Regions from separate parts of the Mus musculus genome. Here region 2 is linked to region 1. Evidence: chromatin loops called from intact Hi-C (ENCODE). Cell type or tissue: gastrocnemius. All regions are shown on one strand. Each heading gives the region's core, and the rest is flanking DNA. Links, peaks and the distances in the headings are about the cores only.

The links. Peaks named below come from ENCODE experiments on the same cell type or tissue, not always from the same donor. Only the 100,000 strongest peaks of a DNase experiment are listed, where the experiment ranks them.
Region 2: it touches region 1 in a loop (2.1-fold over the local background); 3 of 42 quality-filtered maps call a loop at or near these places.

The regions. Positions count from the first base shown.
Region 1 is chr7:101,738,214-101,747,607 of GRCm38, reverse strand. All of the region lies in intron 5 of Clpb (ClpB caseinolytic peptidase B), which reads right to left. Among named protein-coding and RNA genes, the nearest start is that of Phox2a, 75 kb to the left of the region's middle. In gastrocnemius, for the core only: no CTCF peak of the experiment used is centred there; no DNase peak of the experiment used is centred there; H3K27ac peaks cover 1,167 bases.
Region 2 is chr7:101,680,117-101,689,510 of GRCm38, reverse strand. It overlaps Clpb (ClpB caseinolytic peptidase B), which reads right to left. Exons shown (of 16, transcript NM_009191.4): 3 at 2,137-2,223. Among named protein-coding and RNA genes, the nearest start is that of Clpb, 21 kb to the right of the region's middle. In gastrocnemius, for the core only: no CTCF peak of the experiment used is centred there; DNase peaks (open chromatin) are centred at 5,396 and 7,662; H3K27ac peaks cover 2,301 bases.

The DNA of each region.
Region 1 (9,394 bases), core at 998-8,997:
AGCACGGCTTCCCAGGAGCCTCAAGGGAGTAATGGAGAAGCCTCCCCTGTCTCTCGATGCCAGGAGGGGAGTTCTGCTATCAAGGATGTGCTCTGTGCAATGGGGACTAGGAGATCTCCAGGAGGGGAAAGAACTAGAGAAAGGCAGGGGGGAGTAGGTGGGTGGGAGTCTGGGAGGCTGGAGGCGGGGGTGGGGGGGGGGATGAGAGTAGGTGAGAAGGCAGTGGAAGAAAGAAGAGAGTGTGAGATTAGCTGCTCCAAACAAGTGCTGTCAGTGATCTATATTTGCTTACAGAATGAAAAATGTGTGCCATAAACATTGGCCACTGAGTAATTTCTAGCAGGAGTCATGTCACTTCTTATAAAGCATGGGGTGGGGACAGGTGGGACATCTCTGCACCTGGGCCAGCCAGCACAGGGGCTCCCTTTACAGTGCTAGGCCTTGGCTCCAGTCCAGAAGACTCTTGGGTCAGGCTACTCACCAGGAGAAACCAGTCGGGTTCTCCAAGGTTCTCGAGCCTCAGGGCAGCACATGTGCCCCCACTTTAGGAAGGCTGAGGCGGGGGCACCTGGATAATGTCCATCCAATATTACTCCCCCAGCCTCATACCCTCCCTCTGACTTGACTAATTGCTCTAATAATTGATAGAACCTGACTTCTACCACTGATCGATTTCACCTTCACGACCAACGGCCACAAACCATTACACTCCAATAAATAACCATGCTGGGCCTCACCCGGCTGCCCTCTCCGGGAGCATCAGGATGGCCCGTGCCCTGGCCTGACCTCCCCTTGCCTCCCACCCAGGGCCCCTCCAGGCCAAGCAGCTGGTCTACAGGGTCAGGCCTCTGGGAGCAAGTGAGAGGGCTGGGAGGAGGTGGGAGCGCTAATCGCAGGCCATCCGTCACCTCCCACTGGCTGTCTGGGGCTGGGGCAAACACCTGGAGCACCCTAGGCAGTATGGTGCAGGACCCCTCCTTCCTCTCCTGCTCCAGATTAGTTGTCCCAGCTTATAATATTTGATAAATAGCAGCCCAGCTTCCTGGCAGCGCGGCTGCGCCTGCCCGCTACAGCTGTGGAAGGTCACTCATTGGGGAAATATGTTTCTGTCAGTGGTATTGAAAAAAGTTTAGTGGAGTGACAGGCCTCAATTTTTCAAATTTTATTAACTCCATCCTCTTAACCATTTGTCTTGAATTCCTTCAGATTCTGGGGGATCTGTCAATAGGAATCGGGCCCAGAAAGTAGGGTAGGGGTGGTTGGTCATGCATGGTGCTGGTGCTGGTTGGTACAGCTGTGGCTGGCTGAGATCTCTTCACCCAGGTGAAGATAGTGAAAGGGGTGTTGGTGAGAGAGGCCTGGTTCACTGGTGCCTAGGGAGTAGCTCTTCTTTGCTCTAGAATCCACCTTTGATTTAACATAATCACACATGCTCTGAATGGGAAAGACCCTCATATGAGCTCTTCCAATTCCCAAGAATTTCCCTCTCCTGCATCTGGAATAGGGAGTCCCCTGGCTCCACTGACTCCATCTTCTAAGTCTGAATCTGTCATCTTTTCCAGAAAGGTTTCCTGACTGCCCTCCCAAAGGCTGTTTTAGGATGGGCTAGTACTCAGCAAAAGGTGGGTACCACCATCTGTGCTCCCATAGCCTTCAGCCTGTCTTCCTGCAAGGATCCCCCCCACTGAAGGCTATCGTTACACACTGCCTCCACTTTGCTAACACCAGGAGAGGGCCCAGCACAGATGCACTTACTTGCCAGGAAAACCTGTCTTCTCAGGAGCTATATTTTGATGCTGACTGAAGAGAGCTGTTCGGTCTGCTGGAGGAGCCTTTCTGATGGCAAGTGTGTGATCATGCCCTTGTTCATGTAAGCAAGAGCCCCTAGACTCTTGGCTGGTCTTGACCCATCTTCACAGAAGTGAGAAGAGGAGAAGCACTTCCCCCCACTAGCTGGAGCAGGAGTATCATCTGTGGCTGGTTGCTACGTCTGCTGGTGGCTGCTGTACTACTGCCAACTGCTATGGATTTTATGAGGACTGAGTAAGACAGAAAGTTTGAATTCAGTTGAACAAAACATGACTGTGATCTCTGTAAAAGCTTTCTTATCTACTCTTCCTTTTCACATTTACCTCTGCCCCTGGCTCCTTTCGTCCTGACTTTCACAATGTTGGCAGTCTCATTACTATCTTCAGTGAGCGGTTTTGGTGACGATTAGAGATGTCCTCTATGACTAGGGGTGCCCATGTAGACTAGAATTTCTGGTAGTGAGCTCTCTATCAAGGAAGCTTTCAGAAAGATGGTGAGACAGTTATGTGCCTTCCCTGCCACTCTCTGACATGGTATCTGAACAGTTCCTTCAGCCCAGAGCCTTGTTCCTGCTCTTCCTGATTACCAAGGTCCTACATTCTTCAAGGCCAGTGGCCAGGAATCTACTTTCTGGGCTCTTGCTCTCCTGTGGCCTGCTACATATCATTTGTCACAGCCAGTCTCCTTAACTCCTGAGGCCAGACAGAGGCAGGATTTTGAGACTTGAGAGTGACAAAGGAGGAACAGTGAGGGGAACAAGAGAGTTCCATCTCCTGAGGCCTCATCTGGAGTGCCCCCTATTCACCACACGATGACCACTGCAACGCGCACACACAATGCAAACTCTTATAGGTAGGCATATATGTATATACACACACACACACACACACACACACACACATATATACATATATATACACACACACACACATACATACATACACACACACACACCCTTTAGTCAAGAGTAGCTTATAAGGCATGTGCTCCATATTGCATTTTCTACTGGCTACACATGGGTTTAATCCTTAGCAATTCAGTGAAGAAAGCAGAAGAGGTATTGTTTCCTCCCACTTTACAGACAGTCTGGTCTTCTGGAAGAGTGAGAGCAGGGGCTAACATTTGCTGGGCACACAGTCTCGTATTGTGCCTGAATAATTCATGATTTGAAGAGAAAACAGGCTCAGAGTTGAAATAATTTGCCTCTGGTCATATGGGAGGCAAACAGGGAAGCTAAGATTTAAAATAGGGATTCAAATCTCTTTCATAAATGTTTGAAAATTTTAAAAGTGTCACCAAAGGCCTGATGACTCAAAGACAGAAAGACATCTTTTTTCCCTTCCCTTCCAATGTGCTGAGATGCTTCAGGCCCCAGCAAGAGAGCTGAGTTTCTCAACGTGAGTTGGGGACAGACATTTCTGTAGAAATGCTGGTATGGCCCAGCATTTCCTTTCTTCCCATTCAGGGTTCCTGTTCTGGGCTAGGGAAATGGTGAACCACAATAACTCAACTTCCTTGACATCACCCAGAACCTCTCCTCGCTGCCCTGCATCATGGCCAGCCAGAGGGGCTCCACTGTCTTCTGGAGTTTGGGAGACTTTCCTCATGGCCTCCATCAGAAACTCCATTAAGTCCCATTTAACAAACAGGCCAAAGACTGGCACACAGTGGAAGCAGCAGGAGATCGACAGATGAGAGAGAAACTGATAACATTGGGCAGAGGATGAGGAGACGAACTGGTCCCCTTCCCTATGCACCACTGGTCTGGGAGAAGAGAAACTACAGTCCCAGCTGAGAGGAACAGAAGGCAAACTCAGCCCTCGGGTTCAGCAGGTTAAGGAACCTGCCACCAAGCTTGCTTATTAGCGTTTGAGCCCAGGGACTCATATGATGAAGGAGAGAACTAATTCCCACAAGTTGTCCTCTGTCCTCCATAAATATGTTGTGGCATGTGTATATATGTGTGCAAATGTGCATACATACACACTGCAAATAAATAAATGTAGTAAAATAAATAGTCTTTGAGTCATTTCCTTTTCTGAGTGATAAAAGCAATCGTCTGATCGTAAACTTTCCACAGGGTGCTTCATTTGCAGAAGCAAACCTATCAGGAGAGAGCTTTGTGAACCTCTAGAAAGAGGCGGTGACAGCTGGGCATCTGATGGGTCTCATCTGCATCGGGATTACCTGTGAGCTCAGTCAGGTAGTTAGGGCAAAGGGTGACTTCATCAGACATTTGATGGGATGTCTCTGGAAAAGCTTGTGGTCACAATGGAGTGTGGGCTGGATGCCAGTAACATATAGAATGTCAGTCAGGGACTAATTGGCACCCAGACCCAAGGGGGGTGGGGTAAAAGACAGAGCAGAAAAGTCTCCAGTGACAGTAAGCAGGTTTAGTCGTGTTCAGCATGTTTATTTCTGCTATGGACATCACGGGGCTGGGCTAACTCACTAAATCTGCAGATGTAATTAGGGTGGGAAGGGTACCAAATACTTCCGACAGAAGACTGACACTAAAGAGGTAAAGTATAAACGAGGAGTCATAGGTTTTGGAAGAGAGACAAGACACAGAGACTGTTCTGGGAAGTACAACTGGTGTAGAAAAGGCTTTAGAAGCCACAGGAGAAAAATGGCTCAAAGAACTGCTTGGTGGTTTGATCTGGAGGAAAAAAAAAAGAGTTCAGAGACCATGCTTGCTATAGTGCAGAAATGGGAGGCTAATAATAAGACCCTTGGCTACATTCCATGGCTGACCTGCTACGCATCAGAAAGTATGAAGAATAGAATATGGCCTAGCTAAATTCCATAGCACCAGAAGTGCTCATGCCCTGAATGGACAGCTACTTGCTAGGTGTACACTGATATGTCATAGTTTACTATTTTGTTTAGATTTTTATTTTATGTAGATGGGTATTTTGTTTGCATGTATGTCTATGTACCACATGTTTTCCTGGTGCCTATGTAGGTCAGAAGAGGTTGTCAGATCTCTTGGAAGTGGAGTTACAGATGGTTGTGAGCCACCATGTGGGTGTTGGAATTCAAACCCTGTCTTTCTCTCTGCAAGAGCAGCAGGTACTGATCCACCTCTCCAGCCAGGTCCTACTTTTCAATACTAACTAACATTAACGATTCACTCATTCACTCTAAGGCACTTTCTGAGAGTCCTTTTTATGTCTGTCACTGTGCTAGGTAGGTATGAGGGACACAGAAGTGAGTAAGATGATGTTTCTGCTCCTAAGGAGCTCCTGATCCTGCAAGGTGGAGAGTGGGCACCCTATCTTCTACAGTAGCCTGTGCCTTGATTGCAGGACTCAGTACAAGGAAGTCTAGCTTCAGTTCAGATTAAGTTGAAGAGTTCTGTTGCAAATTCACACACATCTGGCTGCTAGATTCCCCAAGTAGCTTAATCAGGACCAAATCACCCACGGAAACTAACCATCTTGTCTGTGGGACTAGGAGCATACAGTGAAACCAGATTGGTGAATTTTGTGCCTGATGTTTTACTCTTAGAGTTTGAGCTGTGGTCTTTGGCTGGGACTTGTTTGTGTACCTGCAGCTTGTCTTACAAGTTGCCGTGGTGTCAGGGTGAAGTGATTTAGCCAGCAGGGCTCCCCACCTCTCCATTTCTTACCCACCCTATGGGGACTGCTTCAGCACAGACATAAACATGCTCCTGCCGTTACCTTATTGCACTCGTCACACGGGGAGGCTAGAAGGCTTGATTCAGGGATATGATTGGATTTTAAATCCCAGTCTCACAGGATTTTAATTACTGGTCTGGGGCAGCAGGGATAGGCGCAGGCTGCCTTTGGATGGAGGAGGTCGATACACCAGTCCACAACATATTGAGCCACAATGCCTGCAGACTCTATTGCTCTATTTAATCATCTTTTGCAAAATTTACAGTGGAACAGAAGGGATCAATACGGAATTTATCACATTCTCTTGTAAATATGAGCCAGGAAAGAGTCCCAGGCAGTTTGTTACTGAGTAGGAGGGAACAGGTCTGTGTACAGCTGGGCATTAGGAGATGAGACAAAATCCATACTTCTTGGCATAAGCTACAGACACTCAGCCAAGTTTCTCTTAACCCTGAAGGCAAGTTCAAAGTGAAGAACACTGATCCATTCAACCAACCCATCAGCCAACCAACATTCTGGTACTCACTTTACCCCGTAGAAACTCTGGGGCTGTTGACTGTGGAATTTGGCTCATGAGAACTTAATCAAAATATAATACAATGATCCTGCTACTTATGAGGATGGACCTGGTGCAAGCTCCCGAGTGGTCTGGTGCCCTTCTTACACACGCGGGAAATGTAGATGATGGCTCAACCTTTTAGAGTTAGCTAGGTATTAGAAGAGATGAAAGCCTTGGCATGCAGTGAGACTTCAGTGAGTGACAGCTGCTGTTAGGTTTCCTTAATTGCCATTACAAAGCAACCTGACCTACACAAGTGCCCCTGTGAATATGTGTGGGTTTGGGGTGAGTGTCCCCTGGCTATATTACTTTCACAGCAGGCAGACAGGGGACAGGGTGGTCTTCCTTGGTTAGTAACCTGGCCAGTGCTACGGGTGGCAGCAGGATCGGAGGAGCCAAGAGGAGGGGTGCAAGGAGGAGGTGTATGGGGATTTGGTTTTCAAATATAATCTTTAAAACCAGTACTTTTATTTTTTGAGACAGGGTTTCTCTGTATCGCCCTGGCTGTCCTTGAATTCATTCTGTACACTAGACTCAAGGTCTGCTCTACATACTTCCCTGTCACATGACAGTAAGGCCTCAAACTCAGAGATCTTCCTGCCTCTGCCTCCAGAGCACTAGCACTAAAGTTAAAGGTATGCACCACCACCTGCCACTAAAACTATTGAACATTTTAAGCTTACAGAGGGTGCGGAATGGATTTCTTCATGTAAGCATACCAGGGAAAACCCGAGAGACAATGTAAGGAGCTGCCTCTTGAAGGACAAGCAGATCTGGATAGCAGGAGAAGTAGGGAAAAGTGAATGAGGAGGTATAGAGATGAAAGACTGCTAGAACATGAGTGGTTCCAAGGCCCTGCAGACAGCTCCTGGTTCCCAGGCAGCCTCCTAGGGCCCAGCAGGTACTAGCTCCAGGCTCAAAGCAAACCACCATCCCTGCATCTTCTCTTAGAGATAGTGTGGCAGAACACTCATGGTGAATTGCAGAGTGCAAGGATGCTGGGTGAGGCATCTGAGTTGCCCTGAAGGTTTTAGAGCATGGGAGCAAACAGTTTTGCAGGGCAGAGCCTGGGTTGAAGGAGATCCTAAAGAAGGGAGGCCAACAATACGGCTGCTATAGTGCTCTTGTTATAAAGTCTGAACTAGGGGGAGGGGGTGACAGTGGAGAGATGGCCCTGAAAGGAAATTCTCAGACAGACAGGGCTTGTTAAGCACTGAAGTAGTAGGCATTAGACTTCCTTACAGAGCCTTCCTGTTGAAGCTGGTGGATGGTGACAATGCCATCCAAACATGGAGTGTGGAGGACAATAGGAGGAGGGCAGGTTTGGACTCACCAGATATGAGTTGTTTACAGAATACTAACACAGCAGAGCTCCTGGCAACATGAAAATGTCTGGTCTGTGCTGAGAAAAATATATAGGCCAGTGTGGTCAGGAAAGGAGGTGCACAACCAAAGAAATGAGCGGCCAAACCCATGGCACATATGGAGTCAGCCAAGGCAAAGGAAAGCAGCCTGCCTCAGACTCTGCTCACGGCAAACCTGTGAGGCTCTCTCTGTACATGCAGATAAAGCTTTCACTAGCACACAATGGCACCAGGGGCCAGAAGCCCAGCTCATTCTTTTATTTGGGGCAAGTTTTCTGAAGTTGTGGGTTTCAGAGTAGCCCTATTCCTCCTCCTCCCCATAATCCAGCATACTTCCTCTAAAGGTGTCAGCAGGTTCTGGATACAGCAGAGCTCAGAGCAGACTACACAAGAGCCTTGAGTCCCCTCCCCTTCCCTCCCCCTCTTGCCAAGGACAGCTGAGACTGAGGAAGCCAAGCTCAGGTCTAGGCTAAATTCAGCAGTTGTAATTATACTGCTGACGTCTGGGGCAGAGCCACAGTCTGCAGGAGGCAGCAGCTTTTGTTCATGAACTAAGACCACAGCATCTTCAAACATGCTAATCACATGTCTGCTTCCATCTAACAACATTGGAGGAGGCTGAGGAAAGGGCACACAATGCCCACACATCTGGCTAATTCAGTTAGAAGGCCAATCAATCTTGATGGGTTGTCTATAAAACAGTGCTCCACCCCAAAGGGCACAGTTGACCAGATGTTTAAGCATCTGCTGACCAATCCCAGTTGAATGTCCACAGCAGCAAAGACAACTTATCAAGAGAAGGTTTCCACTCAAGTCTGTGCCCAAAAAGTCAGTCTAGACTTCTGCTTTGACAACTATCAGCAGTTAGGACAATGGCTGAAGCTGGCTGTGGGGGCTTATGGCTATCATCTTAACACTGGGAAGACTGAGGCAGGACTGTTGTTGTAAGTCTGAACCCACCTGGGTTTGACAACAATACATTGTCTCAAACAACAACCAAGTTACACCCCCAAAAGAAAACAAACAAAACAGCAGTGAGTGAGCCTCCAGATGAAGGCACACTTCTGTTCTACACTTTAGGAAGACAGGAGCTTGACTTTGCAAACAGTGTAGAAATAGCTGTGTGGGATTTTTCTTATTAACTTATCAGTATGAAGAGTCACAAATGCGGAAGAGGTGTAGTATCAAATGTTCTAAGCCTCCCATCAAGACTGAAGGAATTACTCATCTTCCTCATAAAACTGCTGCATTTTTCCAACATAGAGGCTGCTGCCAACAACTCTTTCAGTTTATGCTCCCTTCCTTTATCCTCAGCAGTTGTCAGTTGTTCACAAATAAACACAGGAGCTCAGGGGGAGAGAGGGGAGGAGAGACAGGAGGGTGGAGAACAGGTGCAGACATCAGCAGGACCACTTTGATGGAACTCCTTCCATGGGTTATATTATTTTTCTCAAAAGTGCTTTTCTCAGCCGGGCAGTGGTGGAGCACGCCTTTAAACCCAGCACTTGGGAGGCAGAGGCAGGTGGATTTCTGAGTTCAAGGCCAGCCTGGTCTACAGAGTGAGTTCCAGGACAGCCAGGGCTACACAGAGAAACCCTGTCTCGAAAACAACCCCCCCCAAACAAACAAACAAAACAAAACAACAACTAACAAGCAGAATCATACACCATCTCAGAGCTCTATTTGCAGTTTTCTTCAAAAGATTGATTGGGGGGTTGGAGAGATGGCTCAGAGGTTCTGAGTTCAATTCCCAGCAAAACAAAAAAGTGCTTTTCTCTAATGAGTTCTGAGAACTTTACCAAGTCTGCCTCACAATTGAGACTGCATGATGCACCAGATTTGTGGCACCGAATAAAGGACAAATTAAAAATGACACCTTCTAGCTTCACTGAGCAGCCAAGCACATACAGATAAATAATGGCCAGGAGAATGAATGGAAATATGCAACTGACAGGGGTGGGGAGGTAGGGGGCATCTCCAGAACCTGGGATAAGGGAGGCACTCAAGAATTAATGGGGGTG
Region 2 (9,394 bases), core at 738-8,737, 58 kb after region 1:
GGCTCTTCCCGACATGTGGAAAAACATGCAAGCTGGGCAAGCCAACGGGGAGGTGAGTGGAGAACCAGTGGTGGCAAACAATGTGTATGTTAACATGTCTTTGTGTACACGGAGGTCTATCCTGGTTGCCAGTGAGAAACCACCCCCCACTTATATATTACCTGTAGCAGACAAGATTCTTACTTGACTCATAAGAAACAGTGAAACTCAGTCTGCTTCCAGACCCTTCACTCCTCTGCCTCACACCCTGCACCAAATCACTGACTGACCCATCTCATTCTCTCTCTCTCCTTTCCTGTCCACCCTTCTCAGGGTGTCTGGAGACGCCTTTTCTTTCCGTTACTGTTGACTTGACTTGTACTTCTTTCCCACATATGTTATAAGCTCCCTGAGGTCTGAGCCTTCAAAGACTAGCATACATAGTTACTGAATGTTGGGAAATTAACTTCTCATGGAGAGAATCAGGTACCCCCAGAGTTCTGAAATTCAATGAAGGATAAGAATCACAAACTGGATCTCTCCAAAGCAAAGTATACATAGTTCCTTCTTTTTCCTTTTGTTGTATAATGCTACAGACTGAATTCAGGGCCGCAAGCATGCCAGGCAAGCAAGCACTCTACCACTGAAGTACATCACCAGCATGTATCTATTACCTTTAAAAGATAAAGGCTTGGAGCTGAGGATGGCAAATAAGGAAACAGAGTCATTGGGACCAAGTTCATGATAAAAGCAAAGAGAGACCTATCTCAAGGAGAGCTACAGGTTCAGGTGATCTGAAGCAGATTGCCTCCTGAAAATTCCAGCTTGGTGGCTTTCCTCCACATTTCAGATTCTTCCAAAGTGGCCAGAACTAGCAGATAAGAGCTTTAAAGACCTGCTTGATGGGAGAATTAAAATTGGTTCCTCCAACTATCAATTTGAGTAGCTTCTACTGAAGGGTCCAGTAGTTCTCTGAAAGCACCCCTTTAAAGCTGGCGTGTCTCACTGGCTTGTCTTGCATGCCTGAAGCCCTAGGTTCAATTCCCAGTACTACATGAAAAAGTCTAAAAACATCTTTTTGTTGTATAATTTCTATCATACAATGACTATATACTTGGATCCATCAGACTTCTAAAGACCTTGGGGCAGAAACCAGAACAGCCTGGGCTGGAGCACTAGGCGGAAGTACTGACATACAGAACAGAATGCACACCACGGATGCTGGGTTAACCTAACTACCTAACTTCAGGTAAACCACTGTTTTCTCTCTGTGCTTCTGTTTCTTCAAAATTAGAGTAACAACATAGATTTTGGGGAGTGGCTCTGAAATTGACCTATGCTACTTCTGGTGTGTGTTGTGTGTGCCTGACCATGTGCTCATCCCTGGAGGAGGGGCAGCACTAGGGGCAAATGTGAGGTCCAATGATTTATTTATTTATTAAAGTTTTGAGACAGGGTCTCATTATATAACCCTAGTTGGCCTAGAACTAGCTATGTAGACCAGGCTAACTATAAACTCAGGAGATCTACCAGCCTCTGCCCTCCTGACTGCTGGGATTAAAGACCCATGCCACCATGCCTAGCCTAATTCACCTTATGTTTTACACATGGCCCTCATGGAACCTGGAACTCACTGACTGATCAGCTGGCTGCAGAGTCCTGGGATTCACTTGCCTCTGTTCCCACAACCCTCTCAGTGCTGGGGCTACAGATGCACTTGGCTTGTACACGGTGCTAGGGATCCCAACTCAGGTCCTCGTGCACCTTAGTGACCGAGCTCTCTCTCCAGTCCCTGCTTTTCAACTTTACACAATAGCTACAACCTCGAATGAAAGAAATAGTAGGTGGGAAAACATCACAGCTACCAATAGGTAGGAGGAACGAAGCCTCCAGACCCTTCAAATAAAAAGCCACTAGAACCCTCAATGGGGCAGTGACCAAAGGCATCTCAAGATGATAAAAACTCACACATGCACATGTAACCATTTATGATCTGCTCTTAAACAAGTGGCTACTGTGGTAACACCAATGACTTGCCTGAGGTCACAAAGCTAGTGATCAGTAAGTACTGCTGGGATCTGAAACCACATGTGGCTCTCTACAGCCACTATTCAGGCCCACCACCTTGGACGGCTCTGGATAGAAGGCGAGTCTTACCTCTCATTGTGGCTGATGGATGCCACCATCAGTGCTGTCCAGCCAAGTTTGTGTCTTGCATTGACATCTGCACCTTCTGATAACAGCCTGACAAGAGACAGAAGATATTTTCAGTGTGTGGCTTACAATGGACAGGAATATATTATAGAATGCACTAGAAAAAAAAATACAGGGCACAGAGTTAAGTGCAAGGCCAGGCTGGACAACATAGTGAGGACTTACCTCAGCAGATAAACACAAATATGGAAGCTAGACAATTCTGGAAACAGAGACCTTTGAGTACTAATCTCCAATCACAGCCACTGATCACTCCCTTCACCTGAGACTTCCCTTGCCCTTCTCCTTCTCCTTCCCAGATCTCTACTGTCACCCTCCCAAGTCATCTAAAAAGAACTTTGCCTTCTTATCTTAATAGTGTTACTATGACATTCCTATTTCCCTGGTCCAAGAACCTCTCAGTCCCTTTGCTGCCTAAAGTTCTGCTCTCAGGCTATGTGATACAAACCTGGTGCCTATATCCACTCCCTTAAAAGACCTGACAGATTTAGTCTTGTCTACATAGTTCCTTGTTTACAAAAGGAACATTACTCAACTGTATTTATTTTATCATGGCTGTTAGGAAAATACAAATCTTTCAACCCAAAGAAAGTAGGAAAGAACTTAAGAAATGCTAAGTTAGGTTCCCACTCGAGCCCACACAGAACTATTGGGACCTATATGCCAGGTGCTTAGTACACAGGAGGTCAGTGATTGTCAAGCAAACCAACAAATCCAAGGTCTAAAAGCTCATCACTGTAAATCTGAATCCTGGGTCCCGGTCCATATAACACAAGGCAGACAAAGACAGGTTGAACAAAGCTATGTCTTACTTATGGACTGCCCTCTTGGAACTTCAAGTTCCTGAGTTGATTTACTCTTCATAAGCTTAAGGAGCAGATAGTAATCTCTTTTAATGGACGAGGAGACAGGTGTAACAAGGAAAAATGACTTGTGAAGGGGTTACACAGCAGGTTGATAACCATTCTACAAATGGTCCCTCCTCACCTCATCTTACCAGTCTACCTCCAGTCAGTACCTCTCTTCATATAACACAAGGAAAAGACAGAAATTGATTTCAGTCAGCCAATGGCATGGTCCTGTGCTAGATTCTATATGTGGGCAAGACATGGCATCTACTCTAAAAGGAGGACTTAGGACAGCAGGATATCAAAGACCACAGTGTCAGAAATAGAGGACTAAGTCAAGAATTCAATTCAGCCAGACATGGTGGCTCCATCCTATAATCCTCAGGTCCAGGCAGGATGAGTCCCATGAGTCAGGCAGACCACACAATGAATTCTAGGACAGCCTGAAATGTAGCAAGACCTTGTCTAAACATGCATGCATGCAATTCCACAAAACATGGTCCAACCACTAGGCAGATGTCCAATGAGGAAAGGGCAAAGGATTTTCTCCATCTTGTCCTGATCTTCTATCCTATCTGGACTTCTATCCTATCTATCTAAGCTTCCTTCAGAATCACAGAAAGGACCAGAACTTCATCTACTGTTGTACTTCAGATACATCTACTTCAGAACCAAATGCTTCTATGATACCACAGAGTTTGTGCAAAAGCAGATTTTATTTCCCCACAGAAAATTTATACCCAGGTTTCTTACCTTCTTTATTATCCATGGCCATGAGAAGAGGGGACCAGAACAATCCATCACATTTTCCCCTATCCTCTCCCAGGGATACCCAGCTAGCCACCAAAAACAATGCTCAAAGGACATCCTCTCCATGTTCCTTGGGACCTATGAAACCATTTCCTTGGGAATGGAAGTTGTGTGGATCACAGGCATGCATGCGTGTATGTGGTGTGAACAACAGGGCCAGTATCCTTAGGATAATCTTGTTCTATTGACCTTTATACCAGCAAGAAAGGGGTCCTCTGTGCATGCCTTGTCTTGAGACACTTTGCAATACAAGACTTTTTATTTTTGTTTTGAAACAAAGTTTACTATGTTGCCTATATCAGCCTTGAACTTACTAAGCATCCCAAGCTGGCCTTGACTCATGAACCTCCTGTATTAGCCTCCTGGATGTTGGGATTACAAATCTAAGGAGTACAAAGGATATACTGCTGTTTTTAACTTGTGATAATGAAAAATTTGAACTACTTACATATATGGGTTTGTTTTTTCTGCAAAGACTCTTTTTTTTGTTAGTTTTAAGAAAAAACAAAAGAAAACTCTTGTAAGGCCAGTTCAGCATTGTAGTACATATCTTTCACTGGGAGGCTGAGGCATTAGAATTGCTGCAAGTTCAAGACCAGCCTGAAATATACACTAAAACCTTGTCTGGGAAGTCAGAAGCCCTGTGTCTAGTCTAGCGCAAAGCAAAGCTCTGCACTTACTATCCCAGCACCCTAAGCAGTCACACCCCTCAGTGAGCTTCACTGAGGTCAGTGAGGACTGCACTCTGCCATTTCCATATCCACACGTACATATCAGGGCAGGGCTCTGCAACCTGGGGCCAGTCACAGGAGGAGACCAGCCTCAAGCCCAGCTCGTGACTGACAATTACTCTCTGCAGCCTCTTGGGGCCAGGGTGTAATGGAAGACAGCAAGGATCCAGGCTCTGTGGTCACTTGCTGTGAAGGAGAGGATGCTAACCTCTCTCATGCAAGGTGGTTGTGGGGATTGAGAGACATAGCATACCTGTGGGGCTCTCTGTAACGTGAGGAAGAACCAGAGAAGTTCACTAGCACCACAGCAAACCCAACCACAAGTTATCCACTTGAGGTGCTGAGTTGGGGTGGGGAGGGCACTGTGTCTCCTCTGCTTTCCCTCAGAGCAGAGCATCCCCCAAAGTTAGGACTTCACAACCCACATCTCCCTAGTTCATTTTGCTGCTTTTTGTCAAGTAAATGCCCAGCAGGCACTCATTTCAAAGTCCTGAGCGGGCTGGGTATGGGGTGGGGCGGGGACTGCCTGCTGAGAGTAGTTGAAAGGGCCTCAGAGGCCAGAGAAAGCCACCCTTGCTCCCCCTGGTGATTTTCACCAATGGACAAAATGCGGCAAGTGAATTAATCTCTTTTAAAAAGAGCAATGCTTGTGACAGAGCACGGTGTCTCCGAAAAGGTTAGGATTCCATCATCCCTGAGATGATGAGTAGAATGCTTAATGCAGGCTGCCAGTCAGGGCCGAGCAGCCTGCGCTGCACTGGGGAGAGGGGGTGGGCACCGCAGGCTTTCCTGGGCTCAGACTTGTGGCCAGCTCTCTCTAATGAACTAACTCTTCTGCTTGGCGGGGCACTGGTGGGTGATACTAACTGGGGATGGCTCAGGGTAGCAGACAGGAGAACACAGCACACAGCTAGAGTTGAGTCCCAGCTTCTGCACAACTCCCAGGGTATACAAGGCAGAAAAAACCTCAGTTCAAACACATTCACTGCCAGCCATTTACTGAGGGGTGGCCCATGGATAAATGTATAACTTGGCTTTTCTCTGTTCCCTCCCACAACAGCTCCTGCTCACTGTTTCTGTTAGTGAAAGGACAGGACCTGGTTATGTATGGTGGTGCATGCCAGCACTCAGTAGGCTGGGGCAGGAGGATCACCATGAATCAAGGTCAACCAGAGCTATGTAACAGAACCTTGTCTTCCAGAGCTCGCCCCTCTCCCCGCCTTACTGTATATGTATATCATACATAGGGGTGTCAAGAGATAATAAGTCAAATAAATCAAGCCAGTTAAGACACTTGGTATATACTAAAGCACTATGAAAACAGCGATGCTTATGCCATTAGTATCATTGGCCATTTACACTAGTGATGGGAGAGGGCTGGGGGAAATGGCTCAGTGATAAGGGCTCCTTGCCACTACACCTGATGTCCTGAGTAAATCAGGATGGCATAAAAAATATAGCAATTACCCGAACATATCTGTGGATAGAAAATAAACTGCCACTGGGTGGGCAGTGGTGGCTCAAGCCTTTAATCTCAGCACTTTAGAGATAGGGGCAGGCAGATCTCTGAGTTCAAGGCCAGCCTGGTCTCAGAGCCAGTTCTAGGACAAGCAAGGGCTACATTGAGAAATCCTGTCTCGATAAGCAATCAAACAAACAAACAGACAAACAAAAAAATAAACTGCTTACCCCCGGTAAGGGAAGACAGTCAGTAGCAGAGCCTAAGAGCAAAGAAGGAAAAAAAGTCTTCTCTAGTAACCAGGGATGTGAGAGGCCAGCAGGCCAAAGGCCAAGAGGAGACGTCGCTCTTCTGGTGAGAGCCGGAGGGCAGCAGGCTGACCTCACTCTCTGCTCTGAGCACTTCCTTGCAGTTGCAAGTTCTATTGTTGTTTTCACAACAGTGACCACAGCATTGCTCATTTTTTCTTAATCATTTTCAAGTTTCATCCTCTAAGGTTTCCCTAAAATGGTCTGTTTCCTTCCCAGTCCCCCGTGCTAATCTGTATTAAAACAGTTAACATTTGGCTGCTTTGTCTAACTTCCTCAGTCACCAGTACCCTCCAGAAATGAACTGTTTTCATCTGCCCCACCTCCCACCCCATTCCTGCCCTGGCAGTTGGCACATGGGAGTTCTCAGGGTTGAGTCTCTCTATAGCACCTGCAAACACCAATCTGCCACCAATACTGCTCTGTCTTGTGGTGGAAAACCTGCGGCAGCAGTCTTTTTCAAAGTACTTAGGCTCCTGTGTATAAGTATGTTCGAGGCATCTCAGACTCAGGAGTGGGGACATGGTCTGGAGGGCTGATGGTCATGGGTTCTAACCACAGCTGTCAGGTACTTGATGTATTGCTCAGGATAAATCTACCTCTGTGGGCCTTATTTTTCTCTGCAGTCCCTATTACTTCTAAAACATTATCATTTTAAATGTGTGTAGCATCTAGAGCTGGAGAGACTGCTCAGCTGTTAAGTTATTCTCGCAGAGGACCTGGGTTTGGTTCCCAGAATCTATGTAGTGACTTCCAACTACCTGTTAACTCCAGTTCTAGGGAATTCAGTATCTTCTTCTGACCTCCAGAAGAAACACACACACACACACACACACACACACACAGGCAAAACAATCACATAATAAAGATAAATAAGCCTAAATTATTAAAAAAAAATACATATAGCACCAAAATAAAAACTGAGAAATAGATTCCCAGCAGACCTGACCCAGTAAGACATCTAAAAGGGTAATTCCTTCGGCTTGGGTGCTTGCAGGAAGGAAGAAGTCCTAGGCAGGCAGATGCACATTTAAGTCATTTAGGACTAGCTCTTCTCAGGGAAAGAAAGAAGACACCACCTCACTTTTCTTCCTTTTTCTTTATGACCAATCAATACAAAGCGGCCAGCGAACTTCAATCAAGCATTGTTCCAACTGATTTCCGGATCTTTTGCAGGAACTGGCCCTCAGCTGCAACCAGGGAGGGGCTGAAGAGTGGGGAGCTCTGTCCCACCTGCATCAGAGGCCTGGAAGCACTGAGCCATGCAGACCCAATCATGATCACTATCTGGGCAACAGGACCCTGGTTGGAGCCGCCCAGAAGGCCCTGTTTACAGTAATAACAGCACCAGGCCCTCTGTCTGAGCAGAGACAAGGCGCCTAGGGCTAGAATCCCCAGGCAGCCTCCATCTGTGCCTTATCTCTCAGCTAGCCAGGGACAGGGGGGTACGGAGAGGACAGCAAAGGCTGTTTGTTCTTAGACCCCAGTCTGGGCCTACAGATTTCAAGGTAAAGGTCTACATTATTTCTGACTGCACAGGCACAGAGCCCCTTTGGCCTCTTCTGCATTGCCTATTTAAATTGAGCACCAGCCTCTTAGGCTCAGCTCAGACCCTCTCCTCAAGGAAGCCCTCCAGGTGCCTTTGTTTTCACTCTTACACCTGGCAACCTCAGGAAAGCAAGTGAATAATGAGAGAATGGAGACTGGTATATGCAAAGCACCCACAACTCAGATGAGTGAATCTGCACACTTCATCCTGAGCCTTTCCTACTAGTTAGTTTCAGTGTTTTGGAAGGTAATGACTGCCCTGCAGAATCAACAGCCCAATCTTTAAACACACAGATGAGCTGCTTCACCAAGCCTCTCTGGGAAAGGACGGAACCAGATAGGAGCCTGACTCTACCTCTACCTCTGCCTCTGCCTGGCTGTGTGCTGTGGACAGGTCTTTTTAGAGCCTCTCTCATCTTACCTCCTTGGCCTGTCAGAGCCTCCTAACAAGAGTGGCCATATGACCACGGGAGGTGTGAGGGTGCAGGATGTTCTGCAATGGTAGCTGCTACTACACTATCTGTTCAAATGTTAAAGGCAAATGGTGAAGAATTTATCTGCAACCAAAATGACATTCGCTGGTCTAACTAAAGCTCAATGCTGGGTGGCCACTCTTTGTCCTATTCTTTGCAGACACCTGTTATGTATTAATGTGCGATTGCTATTTTTAAACTGTTAAACTTAGAAACCAGTTACAAAATTAGCACCAAAAAACCTTCACAGGTCCTTGACTTGGACCTACTTTAAACTCTGATTAATTTGGTTCCTATTTCTAATACATTTTACTTGCCCATGTGAGAATTAATTACAGACATTATGCCCCTTATCTCCAAATACTGTGGCATGTATTTCCTAGTACAAGGACGGACTTCTACAGAACCACCAGTCATAATGGCCAAAGTCTCAATGTGGCAAAGATTCAACCAAGTGCAGATCAAAAATAGAAAGAAACTCAGAAACTAAAAATCCCCTGCATCTATATTGAACATAACAGACATTTTTGTTGTCATTATTTCTAAAAAACAAAACAGAGTACAGCAACCCAGAGATGATTTAAGTGCACAAGGATATATATGTAGGCTTTCTGGAAATACTAGGACATAATATATAAAAGGCCTGAGCATGGAGGATCCTGACCCACTGATAGCACAGGCTGAGCATCTACCTCACATTCTGCCTATGGTCAAATGTCTCCCGTTATCCTAACAGTTTTCACAGTATTGTGATCCAGACGTAAGACAGAATCAATATAAAGATCAAACACTGTGTGTCTTCACTTCACCTGCAAGAGTTCTTCAACCTTTCTGTGACCTTCATGTTATTGGCATGTTTTGCATTGTAAGGCCAGTTCCTGTGTCTCCCTTTCAGCCTCGAGGTACCACTTCCTCCACTCATCAGCACCGTGTGAGCTCTTCCTGAGGACTGATGACTGCAGGGCTGAGCGGGTACTGATCCAGACCTCCAAGGCAGCCGTTGAACAAATGCATACTTGGCAAA